2 separate regions of the Homo sapiens genome follow, and region 2 is linked to region 1. A link is an interaction called in ENCODE POLR2A ChIA-PET data of the cell type or tissue named here. Cell type or tissue: OCI-LY7. All regions are shown on one strand.

Region 1 (8,000 bases):
CATTTCTCCTTTCCCTTACAACAAAGGGACAGCACCAGCAACAAGAGATTATATCTATACTGGTTGCAAACCACACTCAGTCCATGCTTCAGGTGTCTACAGAACTTCTGCTGGTACCCACTAACGCAGCCTACCTCACTGCTGTTTAACCCATGAGCATCTCATTTCAGCTTTGGGTATCATTAACGCCATTCATTTACTCTTTAAACTATGACTGGGTTTTCTAGGCAAGGGGAGAGGGAAGAGAAGGATATGAAGAGGAGTTGTACTCATCTTTAAAGTACTCACAGACTAGAAGGGGAACCAAGTGTTAAAATAGTTATAATTATTTTTATTTTTATGTGATATATGGTATAATAGCACTCAAATGACCAAGAGAGAACAGTGGTAGGGGTGGCCTTGGGCTAGGGGAGGAGATGGGAAGGCTTCAGGAAATGGTTATCTTTTGGTGGACTGTAAAGGATGAGTAGGAGTTCACCAGGAAAAGAAGAGAGTCTTCTAGGCAGAGGCACAGCAATCACAAGTCCCTTGACCCATGGAAGAGCAGGTTTGAGGAGTGTTGAGTCCATGTGGCCAGAGTATATGGTGGTGGTGAGTGGGGGGCAATGGGGGGGGAGAAGAGCCTGGAATAACAGTTTGGGGACATGTGGTGAAGTTCCTTAATTACTATGCTAATTAGCTTGGATTTTCATTAAAAATGATAGGCAGCCACTGAGGAGTTTTAGGCAGAGTGACACAATTAAATTAGCATTTTAAAAAGATATCTCTGAGGCAATACAGAGGATATATTGTAGGGGAAATAGAGACCAGGCTCAGTGGTCTCTATTACAGAGCTCCAGGGCACCGGGCCCTCAGAGATGGGTAAAACACTGCAACACAGCCCTACCTTTCAGGAGCTCGCTACTGCGGAGGGAGCATATTAATTACCTGTTGCTATCCCAAATTACCAGAAACTTAGCAGCTTGAAACAACATGTATTTATTATCTCACAGTTTCTGTAATATGCAGTGTGGTTTAGCTCAGTCCACGGCTTCAGACTACACTTAAGGTGTTGGCCAGGACTGGGCTTTATCTGATCCTCAATTGGGGAAGAATCTGCTTCCAAGATCACAGTGTTGTTGGTGAGATTCAGCAACTTGCTGGCTTTGGCCAGAAGCTTCTCTCGCTTTTTTGCCACGTGAACCTCCTCAACATGGCTACTTGCTTCATCGAAGCGTGAAAGCTTAGAAGGCAACAAAGAGTGTCTGCTGACAAGACGGAAGTTGCAATCTTATGTGACATAATCACCTCCATTGCTTAGAAGATTATAATCCTATCACCTGCGCTGCTTAGAAGCAAATCGCCGAGCCCACTCACACACGGGGCCGTGGATGCCTGCAGGCAGAAATACTTCAACCCATCTTAGAGTCTGTCTCTAAGGATAGAGACTGGTCTTGAACTCTCTCAGAATAATAAGACAAAAATAAGGTAGCTGTATTCTCCAGGGGCTATACAGTCAAAGAGAGGTTATCTGGACTGATCTGTGATTAAGGGAATACTTCCTCAAGGGGCTCAATTAGAATGCCACTACTGTGGTCCTGGAATAAGATGTTGAAGACCTGAAATTTCCCTATTCATCAGTTAATTAATTAATTATTTATTTATTTATTTTGAGATGGAGTCTTGCTCTGTCGCCAGGCTGGAGTGCAGTGGCGCCATATCGGCTCACTGCAACCTCCGCCTCCCGGGTTCAAGCGATTCCCCTGCCTCAGGGTCCCTCGTAGCTGGGACTACAGGTGTGTGTCACCACACCTGGCTAATTCTTTGTATTTTTATTAGAGATGGGGTTTCACCATGTTGGCCAGGATGGTCTCAATCTCCTGACCTCGTCATCTGCCCTCCTCAGCCTCCCAAAATGTTGGGATTACAGGCGTGAGCCACCGTGCCCGGCCTCATCAGTTAATTCTTATTATCCATTGGGTCCTTTGGTTAAGAAGTCCATGGTGGACAAAGGTTTATTTAGTTAGTCTTTTGTTTGTTTTCATTTTTGTTTTTGAGACAGTCTCGCTGCAATGCCCAGGCTGGAGTGCAGTGGCGCAATCTTAGCTCACTGCAACTTACGCCTCCCGGGTTCAAGTGATTCTCCTGCCTTAGGCTCCCAAGTAGCCGGGACTACAGGCACCTGCCACCACGCCTGGATAATTTTTGTATTTTTGGTAGAGATGGGGTTTCACCATGTGGGCCAGGCTGGTCTTGAACTCCTGACCTCAGGTGATCCACCTGCCTCGGTCTCCCAGAGTGCTGGGATTACAAGTGTGAGCCACTACACCTGGCCTGGACATGAGTTTAAATCCCAGTTCAGCCACTTAGAGCTGTGTGAACTTGGAAGTTAGGTAGCCTCTCTTCACATCAATTTCCTACTCCGCAAGATGGGGATATTGCTGCTTACCCTATAGGGATCTTGAAAGATTAAATGACATGGTGTATATGAAAGACCCTAGCATGGGCCCTGCCACATTGGAACTTAGCCAGTAACTTAGGCCACATCCTAAGCAAGACTCACGAGTGCAGAAGGACCTGGATCGAAGTTACAGGCAAAACCGGCTGTGGAAGAGCCTGGTCCTCAGGCTTCTCCTTAGAGGGCAGCCAAGACTGTCACAGACACATCCCACATCAAGGCCCGCTCAGTGGTAAAAGCAAGAGGACCTTGCATCTCCATGTTGTGGACCCTCCTTTGATTTGGTGACCACCTGATAAACACTTGCTGACCCGCCGGGACTGGGGTTCCAGGGCTACATCATCCATCTCTAGCAGCTCTCTAGGGCCCTGAAATGGAGTGTTTCCTCCCCTTCTGAGCTCTCCCCCATCATCCAGCCAATGGTTTAGCACTCGATTGCTTTTTTTTTAAAAAAAAAAAAAAAAAAAGGATCTTGCTCTGTGGCCCAGTCTGGAGTACAGTAGTGTGATCATGCCTCACTATAGACTTGAACTCCTGGGCTCCAGTGATTCTGCCGCCTCAGCCTCCTGAGTAGCTGGGACTACAGGCATGCACCACCATGTCCAGATAATTTTTTCACTTTTTTGTAGAGATGGAGTCTCCCTATGTTGCCCAGGCTGGTCTCAAACTCCTGGACTCAAGTGATACTCCCACTTCAGCCTCCCAAAATGCTGGTATTACAGGCATGAGCCACTGTGCCCAGCCTAGACTGCTTTTAAAGGTATTTATTATGTGCCCATCTCTGTGCTAAACTAAAACACCCGATTTAAACAGGTGTTAAAACAGGTGTTTTAAACAGAAGCAGGGGTGAGGGGAGGAGCTCATCTTGGGCTGAGGCTTTGTTTTTCTGTCCTAGAGGCCATGTGCTCCCTGCTAAGTTGGAGCTGAGAAGCTGGGAATAGGCTGAGATGCTCTTCCTTCACTTGTTCTCCTGAGTACAGCCTCCGTGCTTGTTGTTACATAATTTCTATTAAAATTCCTGGAAATGCAGCTAGAAGAGTAGCTCCCAAAGGAACCCTGAGGCATGAATGCTGAGGTTGAAAGCTTCCCATCTAAACTGTGTCTCCAAGTGCTGACAATGCCAACCCGACTCACATCGTCATTGGTGACAATGCCAACCCAACCAACTCACATTGTGTGCAGGATTCCCAAATGCCCAGCAGCTTCAAAAATAGACATCTTCTCCAAAGAGAGCAGACACGGTGAAAAGCACAAAGATGAATGACTTCAAATTATGAGATGCAAAGAATGCCAACTTGCTCACATTAAGGTAAGGTATAATAGGTTGTAGGAGGTTAGGAAGTCATCTATGAGGCCACCGCTTTTCCAGTGGTTCCTGCATGCCCCCACCCTGCTGTGCTTATTGCCATAAAGCATCACAGAGCACGGCCCGACAGTGGTCAGGGTGCTCAATGGCAAGCAACAGAAACTGTGTATTGCTTCTATAAGCACAAGATAAAGTTATAATAAAGATATGGGGAGCTCATAAAATCATCAAGAATACCAGAAAATCAAGCTTAGGAGATGGGGCAGGAATGGGGGAGGCTCCCCAGGTCAAATCACTCCTGAGGGTTTGTCCAGTGCCACATAAGGTGTTGTCAACACAGCTCCTGCTGCAGCACTGATACTCCTGGAACCTGGACGTGGCCATGCTGCTGGCACCATTACCACAAAGATGGCTTCTCCATGGACCTGCTTCTCTGTGTCAATGTCCAGTGGGTGTGTCTGATTGGCTGAGCTGAGGTGTGTATCCATACCCACCCCCGGAGGCTGGGGAAGCAGGCATCTCAGGCTTGGAGGCTGCTCAACTAAAGAGCCCAGAGGGTCCACTGGAGCCCCAGGGCTGACTTCCAGGCAAGTGAGCAAGTGAGTTCTCACAGCATCTTTTTCTTCTTTTTTCTTTCTTTCTTTTTCTTTTCTTTTTTTTTTTTTTTGAGATGGAGTCTCGTTCTGTTGCCCAGGCTGGAGTACAGTGTCACAATCTTGGCTCACTGCAACCTCCGCCTCCCAGGTTCAAGCGATTCTCCTACGTCAGCCTACCGAGTAGCTGGGATTACAAGTATGCGCCACCATGCCTGGCTAATTTTTGTATGTTTAATAGAGACAGGGTTTTGCCATGTTGGCAGAGCTGGCCTCAAACTCCTGACCTCAAGTGATCTGCCCGCCTCAGCCTACCAAAGTGCTGGAATTACAGGTGTTAGCCACCGTGCCCAGCCATCTTTTTCTTTAAATAATTAAAAAGTGATTAAAAACCGGGCATGGTGGCTCATGTTTGTAATCCCAGCACTTCGGGAGGCTGAGGTGGGCGGATCACCTGAGGTCAGGAGTTCAAGAGCAGCCTGGCCAACATTGCAAAACCCCGTCTCTACTAAAAATACAAAAATTAGCCTGGCGTCGTGGCGGCCACCTGCAGTCCCAGCTACTTGGGGGGCTGAGGCAGGAGAATCACTTGAACCCAAGAGGTGGAGGTTTTGCAATGAGCTGAGACTGTGCCAGTGCACTCCAGCCAGGGTGACAGAGTGAGACTCTGTCTCAAAAAAAAAAAAAAAGTGATTAAAGGTAAAAAGGGAAGAAGACAAATTCATTCAAAAAATGTTACTGAGCAGTTATATGTCAGGCAGTATTCTAGACTGTGAGGATAGAGCAGGGAGTCACACACAAGTCCTGACCTCAGAGAGGCTTCACAGTAATGGCAGATAGGGAGTAACAAGCCTGTATATGTGTGTGTGTGCGTGTGTGTGTGTCTGGTGTGTGTGATGTTGATAAGAGCCGTGGAGAACATGGAGAACAATACAGGCAGGGTAAGAGGGCCTTGGGAGTGCTAAGTTATTTTGTAGAGGTGGTCAGGGAAGACTTTCTGCCTAAGATGATGTCTGAGCAGAGATCTGAAGGATGGAAGGAGGGAGGACGTCATTCAGCCACCAGGGAAGAGTGTTACCCACAGAGGGGACAGCCAGAGTAGAGGCCCTGAGGCAGGAGCACACTTGCAGGGTCAAGGAAGCAAACAGCCATTGTGGCTGAGGCAGAGTGAGAGAAGGGAGCATTGGAGAGAATAAGGTCAGGGAGATAGTCAGGGCTTTTCCCAGGGCAAGAAGAGACACTTTTGGAAAGTTTTGAACACGGAAGTAAGATGACCTGACCCACATTTTAGAAAAAGCCCTCTGGCTGCTGGTGGAGAACAGAGGGTGGAGGGGCAAGAGAGCAGGCAGGAAAAGCATTCAGGGGGCTCCTGTGGGAGGCCAGACTGGAGGAGCAGGGGTGAGGCCAGGCGGGAGAGCAGAGGTGCTGAGAAGGAGGCAGGCTCTGGATGCATTTGAAGGTAGTCACCAGGTTTGATGCATCGGATGTTTTATACTCTTGTGCTCTCTCTGTCTCTCGCTCTGTCTCGTTCTCTCTCTCTCTCTCTCATACACACACATGCATGCGTGCATGCATATACAAGAATACCTACTTTTATTCTACTTCACAGATATTGTTTTTGACAAATTGAAGGTTTGTGACAACGCTGCTTCAAGCGAGTCTTTTTTTTTTTTTTGAGATGGAGTCTCACTCTGTTGCCCAGGCTGGAGTGCAATGGCGTGATCTCGGCTCATTGCAACCTCCGCCTCCCAGGTTCAAGCGATTCTCCTGCCTCAGCCTCCTGAGTAAGTGGGATTACAGGCACATACCACCATGCCCGGCTTATTTTTGTATTTTTAGTAGAGATGGGGTTTCACCATGTTAGCCAGGCTGGTCTTGAACTCCTGACCTCAGGTGATCTGCCCACCTCGGGCTCCCATAATGCTGGGATTACAGGCGTGAGCTACCTGTTGTTTAGTGTATCCACCTTCATCACTTATCTCAGCTGGATCTTCTGGATAACTTCCTGCTGCTTTTTCATTAGCACTTGCTGCTTCTCCTTGCACTTTTATGTTAGGAAGGTGGCTTCCTTTCTTAAACCTCACGAACCAACCTCTTTTAGTGTCTGACTTTTCTTCTGCAGCTTCCTTATCTCTCTCAGCGTTCACAGAATTAAAAAGAGTTAGGGCGGGAGCCACCACGCCCAGCCGAGCAAGTCTATCTTTGCAATTTTTCCAACAGCATGTGCTCACTTGGTGTCTCTGTGTCCCATTTTGATAATTCTTGCAATATTTCAAACTTTTTCATTAATATTATATCTGTGATGGTGATCTGTGATCAGTGATCTTGGATGTTCCTACTGTAATTGTTTTGGGGGTGCCACGAACGGCACCCATAAAAGTCAGCAAATTTAATCCATAAGTGCCGTGTGTCCTGACTGTTCCACCAACCAGTATACCCCATCTCTCTCCCTCTCCTTGGGCCTCTCTAGTCCCTGAGAAACAATAATATTGAAATCAGGCCTATTAACAACCCTACAATGGCCTCTAAGTGTTCAAGTGAAAGGAAGAGTCACACATCCCTCACTTTAACTCAAAAGCTAGAAATGATTAAGCTTAGTGAGGAAGGCAGGTAAAAAGATGAGATGGGCCAAAAGCTAGGCCTCTTGTGCCAAACGGTTAGCCAAATTGTGACTATGCAGGAAAAGTTCTTGATGAAAATTTAAAATGCTACTTGAGTGAACACACAAATAACAAGAAAGCAAAATAGTCTTACTGATGACACAGAAAAAGTATAGTGGCTGGGATAGAAGATCAAACCAGCCACAACATCCTTGTAAGCCAAAGCCTAATCCAGAGCAAGCCCCTAACTCTCTTTAATTCTGTGAATCCTGAGAGAGATGAGGAAGCTGCAGAAGAAAAGTTAGACACTAAAAGAGGTTGGTTCATGAGTTTTAAGGAAAGAAGGCACCTTCCTAACATAAAAGTGCAAGGAGAAGCAGCAAGTGCTGATGAAAAAGCAGCAGCAAGTTATCCAGAAGATCCAGCTAAGTGATGAAGGTGGATACACTAAACAACAGGTTTTCAATGTAGATGAAACAGCCTCTATTGAAAGAAATTAATAAGTAGACTTTCATAGCTAGAGGTGCAAAGTCAATGCCTGGCTTCAAGGCTTCAAAGGAGAGGCTGACTCTCTTGGCAGGAGCTAATGCAGCTGGTGACTTTAAGTTGAAGCCAGTGCTCATTTACCATTCCAAAAGTCCCAGGGCCCTTAAGAACTATGCTAAATCTACTGCCTGTGCTCTGCCAATGAAACAACCAAGTCCGGATGTCAGCACATTTGTCTACAACATGGTTTACTGAAAATTTTTTTTTTTTTTTTTTTTTTTGAGATGGAGTCTCGCTCTGTCACCCAGGCTGGAGTTCAGTGGCGAGATCGTGGCTCACTGCAAGTTCTGCTTCCCGGGTTCACGCCATTCTCCACCTCAGCCTCCCGAGTAGCAGGGACTACAAGCTCCCGCCACCATGCCTGGCTAATTTTGTTTTTGGATTTTTAGTAGAGACCAGGTTTCACCGTGTTAGCCAGGATGGTCTCAATCTCCTGACCTCGTGATCCCCCTGCCTCGGCCTCCCAAAGTGGTGGGATTACAGGCGTGAGCCACCACGCCCAGCTGGTTTACTGAATA
Region 2 (8,000 bases), 290 kb before region 1:
CTCCTGTCACTGGTCAGCTACAACTGGGCCATCGGCTGGGCTGGGATGTTTTCTCGGAAAATTTCATTGTTGGGTTAATAAAGGCCCATTCGTGTTCTGTTCTGGTTCCCCATTTGGCAGAGCAGCCGTGGCAGGGGAGGCCCCAGGCCAAATGGACAATAAGGCTCGTGTGTGTGTGTGTGTGTGCTGCACACGTGTGTGTGGCTATTTATGGTTACAGCCTGGTCTATACAGCTCTGTGCCCTGCTTGTTAGGCTGTGCTGAATGGTGCAAAAAACTCTTACTTAGGAGTCCAAATAGGTGGGCTGAAGCCGCAGTCCCATCACTTCTGAGCCAGACTGGGGCTGGCCTTTCTATCATGAGCCTGGCCTTTCTATCATGAGCCTGAGTGTTTCAGGTAGAAGTAGACATAGTGAGTCATTCCTTCCCTTGACAGCATCTTTAAGGGATAAAGACTAAAACTCCCTCCCTTTCCTCTCCAACCCTTTTCCCCAGACGTTAGAGAGATTTGGATAATGCATAAGAATACTTGAAGTTCTTGGAGAAGCTGTTATTACATTTCCTTTGTCAACTTCCATGGCTGCAAAGCACTTTAAGATAATAATAAAGACAGCAATAACAACTTGTACTTATAGAGGGCTTCTGCTTTCAGGGAACCTCTACCCTATTATTGCATTTTAAACAGTCACAGGATTCCACTAGATGACCAAGTTTTGGGATTTTTTTAAACCCACAGTTGATCTATTCAGCAATTGAAGAACATTTGGGTTGTTTCCAATTTTTTCTTTCTTTTATTATTATTTTAATTGATACATAATAATTGTACATATTGATGAGGTACAGTGTGATATTTTGATACATGTACACAATGTGTAATGATCAAATCAGGGTAATTAGCATATACATCATCTCAAGCCTTTATCATTTCTTTGTGCTGGGAACAATGGCAAGTTGTTTTGGGGAAGGGCCAGCAGTTCCGGAGGTTTACTGGGTCCCAGGCACTGTGCTGGCGCTTCACACGTGTTCTTATTTAATTTCCACAGCCTCAGACCTGGTTACCAGGATACCTGGACACCTCTCACCTGGTGTCAGGAGCCCAATTTGTCAGAGGAAGAAAATGAGATTCAGAGAGATTAAATGTTCTTGCCTCACCTCAAGTCACTTTTTTGCAAAGTGGCAGATATAATTAATCAATACAAATAAAAGCCACTCACCCAAGGCAACCTTGTAGAATCCTCGACCCCCACAGTTCTGACTTGGAGCTGGGTCGCATCTGAAGATGCACTTACAGAAACAGAGTAAATAATTGAAGAGTAATTTTCAGCCTTGAATCTTCTGAAGAACGTTTAGGAGGATCCAATTTCTAATTCCCAGCTGTATCTCTAGTCACTCCCGTTTCACCCTCTAATTCCAGTCCCCTGATACTCTCTGGAACTCCACGTTCACCCCAAAACTGCTACCCTCCTCTGGCCCAGCCACCTTTTACTCCCCGTTTTTTCTTTTCTCTTTTGTATTCTTCTTTTTAAAATATTTATTTATTTATTTAATTTTTTTAGACAGAGTCTCATTCTGTTGCCCAGGCTGGAGTTTAGTGGTGCAATCTTGGCTCACTGAAACCTCTGCTTCCGGGTTCAAGCGATTCTCCTGCCTCAGTCTCCCAAGTAGCTGGGACTACAGGCACATGCCACCATGCCCGACCAATTTTTGTATTTTTAGTAGACACAGGGTTTCACCATGTTGACCAGGCTGGTCTTCAACTCCTGACTTCAGGTGATCCACCTGCCTTGGCCTCCCAAAGTGCTGGGATTACATGTGTGAACCACTGCACCCGGCCAGCTGCGGTGTCTTCATGGAGGTGTTGAACATACCAACTGTGCGCCTGCTATGGATAGTGTAAGAGGGCCACACGTATCCTCTGCTGACCTGTTGCTGAGACACATCCCTCATTCCTCACCTCCAACAGCTGCCCCTCCAGGCAGGGCCGTGGATCTCCCCCTACTACACATACGCGCGTGCACGCACACACGGCCTCCACCCCAAGAGCCAAGCCTACCTTTGGAGGTCACCTTTTCCTTCTCTTTCTGCAGATTGACTTAGCCTCTCTCTCGCCCTCTGTCCCCATCTCCCAGGGCTTGTCTAGACTTTCTGGGTACCTCCTCAGATTCCTTCTGCAGCACAGGAAACCTCATTGCTAGCCTCAGGGACTGTCACAGAGAATGGCAGATTCTGCTGGCAATTACAGGCTCTCTGGGGCTTAGAGGAGGGGGCCTCTGTGAGGATTTCCCGCATCAATTTCAGTTGAGAGATTCATTCAAATCCAGATGTCTTTGACTTAACACTTAGGGTCTCCTCATTGTCCTCAGGACCCCTGTATTTATGGAGCAGCTGTGGTATGCTCAGTGCAGGCCTGGGAAGGAAGAAAACGGAGAAAGCAAGCCGCAAGAAGGACATTAGAAGGACATTGTTTCTTTTCTTTTCTTTCTTTTTTTTTTTCTTTTTTTTTGAGACAGGGTCTTGCTCTGTCACCCAGGCTGGAGTGCAGTGGCATAATCACGGCTTCGCAGCTCACTGCAGCCTCGACCTCCTGGGCTCATGGGACCACAGGTGCACACCATCACAACCGGCTAATTAATTTTTTTTTAAGAGATGGGGTCTCATTGTGTTGTCCAGGCTAGTCTCAAACTCCTAGGCTCAAGTAAACGTCCTGCCTCAGCCTCCCAAAATGCTGGGATTACAGGCATGAGCCACCACACCTCGCCAAGACATTGTTTCTGTTCTCAAGAATTTCCCATCTAGTTGGGAACCCAAGGCTAACACTGATGCGAATATAAATAAAAATAATCTCCTCTATTTGTCTAGCACTCCACAGTCTACAGAGTGTTTTAACATAGTTCTGTTTTTCTCAGCCATTCCCCAGGAGCAGTCCCTAGTAGCCCAGGCACAGGATGGCAGAGGATGGTGATTTTTCTCTGAGGTGGTATCGCCCAGTGCAGCTTGTGTGCAGGTTTCAAATCTCTCTAAAGTCTGCTGTTGTCTTAAATACTTGTGGGGATTTCTTGTTCTACTCCATGCTGAACCTGTGTTGGCATAAATATAATAATAATGTGCTAAATTGTTTTCCTTGGAGTAAAACTGAGGTTCCTGCTGATCCTTTAGTTTGAGACAGGAAGATACCCCCGCTAACCTCAGCCCAGGGCGGATGCTTACTACTGTTTGAGATGCACGTGATCGCCCAACGACTCCCTGGGTAAAGGATGACTCCTCCCATGTAAACAAGACAACTAGTTCGCAGAGCGAAGAGACCAGCTCAGTTCCCCTGGCTCAAAGGGGATGGGGCTGGCCGTTCAGTCCAGGTCTTCTGGTAGAAGGCTCTTTGCACGTGCCACCCAGCCTGATGGGCAGGGAGCCACAGCTCTGGTCTCGGTGGGTGTAACTAACCAAGAAGAGCTTTAATGTAAGGTCTGTAGGGGGCGCTGCCAGGGCTGCCATGGAAGAGGGCTCTTTTTTCCCTCCGTCTAACACAGGAAGTTGAGCAGGGCATATTCTTTCGCTGAGTAACGGGGAGTCAGTGACTTTTTCTTCCGTGGTAAGGTACATTTGCAAAGATAAAAAGCCCTCAGCCATTTGGTTTTGATCATCTCAGGAGCTGCCAATGGGCTTCCAGAAGCTTGAGTGGCAGCCGTAGAATGGAGCCTGCCTCACTTTCCCCCCATGGCTCTGGCCGCCTGACCTTATCCTCTGCAGTCAACAACCCTCAGCCACATAAACAGTCCCAGGTGCTGGTTCACCAGCTGCTGGCTGGGCCCAACAACTGCTTCAGGTGTGCTTTTGTCAAAAGGCAACATTACAGCAAAGTTAGTTTAAAGATCTCAGCTGGCTTTATTTGCGATTGTAGAATCCATAAAATAGAATAAATGCCCCAATGAGTTGAACAGAGGGGGTTGGTTTTTATGGACAGAAGAAGGACTGAAGGAAGCAGAAACAGATAACAAAAAGTGGATTGGCTGTTTAAAGGTTATTTTCCTTGTAAGGGGCAGAGCCAGACAGAACAATAGAGAAAGAACTGTCTGGTTAATAGCAGGTTAAGGACTAGCGCAGAGGGAACTTCGTTTTGCCCACTGAAGATTGAAACTGGCCTGCTTGGGAAATTGGCTGTTCTCTCTCTCGCCTCGTTTCTTGAAAGGTTAGATGACAACTTAGTTTAGGTTTGGTGACATGGAACTTTAGCATAGGTGACTCTATTTTGATTTTTAGTCTGGTCTGTTGGGGCAAAGTGCAGGAGCTTGGTAAAAACTGATGTCCTCTTGGGAGTTTTTTAATTTTTAATTTTTAAATTTACTTCTAGAGACAGCGTCTTGCTCTGTCTTCCAGGCTGGAGTGCAGTGGTACAATCGTAGCTCACTGCAGCCTCAAACTGCTGGGCTCAAGTGATTTTCCCATCTCAGCCTCCAGAGCAGCTGGGACTATAGGCGGTGCCACCATGGCTGGCTGATAGGAGTTTTTGTTTAACATGTTGAAGGCAAATGTTTGGTGGAGGCCCTTTTACTCAACCTCTGCTTAGCACAGTCACCTAACTGACCTTCACTCTCAGGCCCTCTGTAAAAGATAACTGCCCACAGCCTACGGGCACCTGGCATGCTTTTGCTTCCATAGTTGATATGAATTATTTCTTACCAAGAATTCATTGTTCCCAAACCTGATTATGCCAGTTGGACTTGTTACTACACTTACATAATTTAATTGAATTAATATGTATAACGTGAGTGCAAAAAATTTTCTTGGAAAACTAACCTAAAAGCTTTCAGAGGATTTAATAAAGGCAAGTCAAATCACACACACACAAATTAGATGTGGATGAGAGAATCGAAAAGATTGGGGAAAAGATACTAAAAAACTAGGCTTCTGAACTGGGATTGCCTCATAAGTGTCTTCACCATTGATAGCGAAAAGGGCTTATTCTGCTCATTGCTCAGTGTGCCAATCACTGAGACTGTGAGTTTTGCAGCAGAGAAAGGGTTTATTCACAAGGCATCTGTGATGGCTAATATTAAGTGTCAACTTGATTGGATTGAAGGTTGCAAAGTATTGTTTCTGGGTGTATCTGGGTGTTTCTGGGTGTTACCAGAGGAGATTAACATTTGAGTTCGTGGACTGGCAGAAAAAGACCCATCCTCAACGTGGATGGGCACCATCTAATTGGCTGCCAGCCCAGCTAGAAAAAGCAGGAAGAAGAAGGTGAGATGAGCTGGCTTGCTGAGTCTCCTGGCCTTCATCTTTCTCCTGTGCTGGATGCTTCCTGCCCTTGAACATCAGACTCCAGGTTCTTTGACCTTTGGACTCTTGGACTTACACCAGTGGTTTTCCAAGGGCTCTTGGGCCTTCGGCTATAGACTGAAGCCTTCCCTACTTTTGAGGCTTTGGAACTTGGGCTGAGCCACTGCTGGCTTTCTTGCTCCTCAGCTTGCAGATGGCTTGCTGTGGGAATTCAACTTGTGATTGTGTGAGTCAATCTCCTTGATAAACTCCCCTTCATATATACATCTATCCTGTTAGCTCTGTCCCTCTGGAGAACCCTGACTAATACAGCGTCCAAGCAAGGAGGTGGGAGAACAGGTCTCAAATCCACCTCTCCAAAGATGGGGTTTTAGAGATATTTATGGGATGGAGCACCTAGGCCCTCTGAGGCATCAGAAATGGTGATGGGGGTAAGGCAAAGTGAGGTAATCGGTGATCTTCGCAAGCTTAGTGGGCTTTGTGGCTCTTCATAGGTTGCGTGTTCACAAATGGCATGATTAACATGATCGGAGGGAGGGTTTTTGGTCTTCTGGTGTTAAAAGGTCACCCACCGGCGACTCACACAGGCCCAGCTGAAGGGTCAGTGGTCTTAGCTGGTTCGAACTGGACAAGAGCTGACCCCAGGTTTCTGAAAAACAACTTAATTACTGTGGCGACACATATGTCAGAGAGGTTATCTATAAGGAAGCTAGTGGGGGTTTAGATATATATTGTTTAGCTACATGACTTTTAGTTATATGGGTTTTAAAATCAACTAAAAGCAAGTGACTAAAAACAAAGGAGGCAAGTTTTTAAGTTCTGCAGACCCAACCAGGTTAGCCCTGGGTTTCACCATCTCCCTTTACTTTAAAGAAGCAGAGACTGGAAATCCTCAGGGATAAATAGTAGGTCTGCTACCCATGAGAAAGAGGACTCGTAACTCCACGCCGCAGATCTATGAGCAAGGAAGATACCTTTAACTCCACTCTGAAAGATTGCAGGAATATTTACACAAAAAATAATTTTTTTTTGAGACAGAGTCTTGCTGTCACCCAGGCTAGAGTGCATGGTGCAAATCTCACCTCACTGCAACCTCAACCTCCCGGGTTCAAGCGATTCTCCTGCCTCAGCCTCTTGAGTAGCTGGGATTACAGGCACACGCCACCATGCCCGGCTACTTTTTGTATTTTTAGTAGAGACTGGGTTTCACCATATTGGCCAGCTGGTCTTGAACTCCTGACCTCACATGATCCTCCTGCCTTGGCCTCCCAAAGTGCTGGGAGTACAGGGGTGAGCCACTGCACCCAGCAAAAAATAAAATGTTTAATGGATATATATATATGACACACACATATATAATTTTTAGTGAATTCACTCTTCGACTGTTTTGATTAACATACCAATTTCTGTATATGGTTGTGATGGATATGAGAGCTCCACTTACCACAGTTATGGGATGATGGGGTGCTGATCTACTGAATCATTGGACTTCAGAGAGGGAGGTGAATGGGAGCCTGGGAAATCAATGGTATGTAGACTTCATGTTAAACGAGGTCAGCTCTGGGATTGTAATGTTGATGTTACACAACCATAAGCTAAACTATTTTCATATGTGTTTGCTCCCCATTGCATCTCCATAGTGCCTGGCACGTAGGAGGCTCTCAACTACCATTGACCCAGTGAATGAATACATGAAAGAGTCTTGTGAACATCAGAGAAGTTCCTGGGTTAGCTGTGTTTTAATAAGTCCAGATCTACATCCCCTGAAGGTAGAAGGTAGAACAAGAAGAAATGTTCTAAGGACTCTCCCTTGGAGCTGTCTGGGAGCTGCATGATAAAGTGGAATAGCTACTGATGTTTCACTTATCACATCTGGCAAATGGAGATGAAAAAAGAAAGTCACTTCCCCTTCCCCTGATTGAGCACGTAGAGCATAGGAACTCACGCTGACCGAAGCCCTTTGGTCAATATGAAGTGTTAAACAAAAAGTGGAACACATATAAGGTATTGATATATTAAGTTATGGTGCAGTCCCCGACTTAAGAAAGCTCATATTTAAAAAAAAATCTGAGTTAAGGTACAGATAGACCAGGGAACAGTTGTTTGCATCACAAGAATGTCTTCACTTTGCAAATAAAGTCAACAGAGGTGATTTAAAAGTAGTTTTGAGCACTTAAAAAATGCAGTGCAATTAAAAATAGTACAATGAAAAATATTTTCCAAATTTAGAAATGGTTGTAAGGCCAAATCTCGTCAGGTCAATTGATAGTTGTGTGTGTGTGTGTGTGTGTGTGTGTGTGTGTGTGTGTGTATGGTAGGTGTTCCTGCAAAGGCTTTTGCCTCACCTGACAAGCTTCTAGGGGTCATAGACTCGGTCTTACACATCTAGAGCGTGGATCATCTCCCACACAGCTGGTGTATCTGTAAAATGTGCATAACAGAATGATCTTGCAGCATTCTTGGGAAGACATATGTGTAGTATGCTGAATAATGGCCTCCAAAATGTGCAGGTTGCAGGGATTAGGATCTGATATCAGATCTGATCTAATACCTGTAACTTGTAAGTTTTACTTTATTTGGAAAAAGGATCTTTGCAAATGTGATTAAGTTAAAGATGTCAAGATGGGGCGATTATCCTGGATTATTTGGGTAAGCCTTCACGCAATCACATGAATCTTCATAAGAGGGAGGCAGAGGGAGATTTGGCCACACGCAGAGAAGAAGGT

The links. Peaks named below come from ENCODE experiments on the same cell type or tissue, not always from the same donor. Only the 100,000 strongest peaks of a DNase experiment are listed, where the experiment ranks them.
Region 2: POLR2A ChIA-PET joins it to region 1 with 11 read pairs; 2 of 35 experiments call an interaction of 5 or more read pairs at or near these places.

What each region holds. Positions count from the first base shown.
Region 1 is chr1:226,748,447-226,756,446 of GRCh38, forward strand. No RefSeq gene overlaps it. Among named protein-coding and RNA genes, the nearest start is that of ITPKB, 13 kb to the left of the region's middle. RefSeq lists an enhancer at 5,854-6,353. In OCI-LY7, no CTCF peak of the experiment used is centred here; DNase peaks (open chromatin) are centred at 1,225 and 3,265.
Region 2 is chr1:226,454,138-226,462,137 of GRCh38, forward strand. No RefSeq gene overlaps it. Among named protein-coding and RNA genes, the nearest start is that of PARP1, 50 kb to the left of the region's middle. RefSeq lists a silencer at 920-1,127. In OCI-LY7, CTCF peaks have their summits at 3,476 (motif pointing right) and 3,683; a DNase peak (open chromatin) is centred at 194.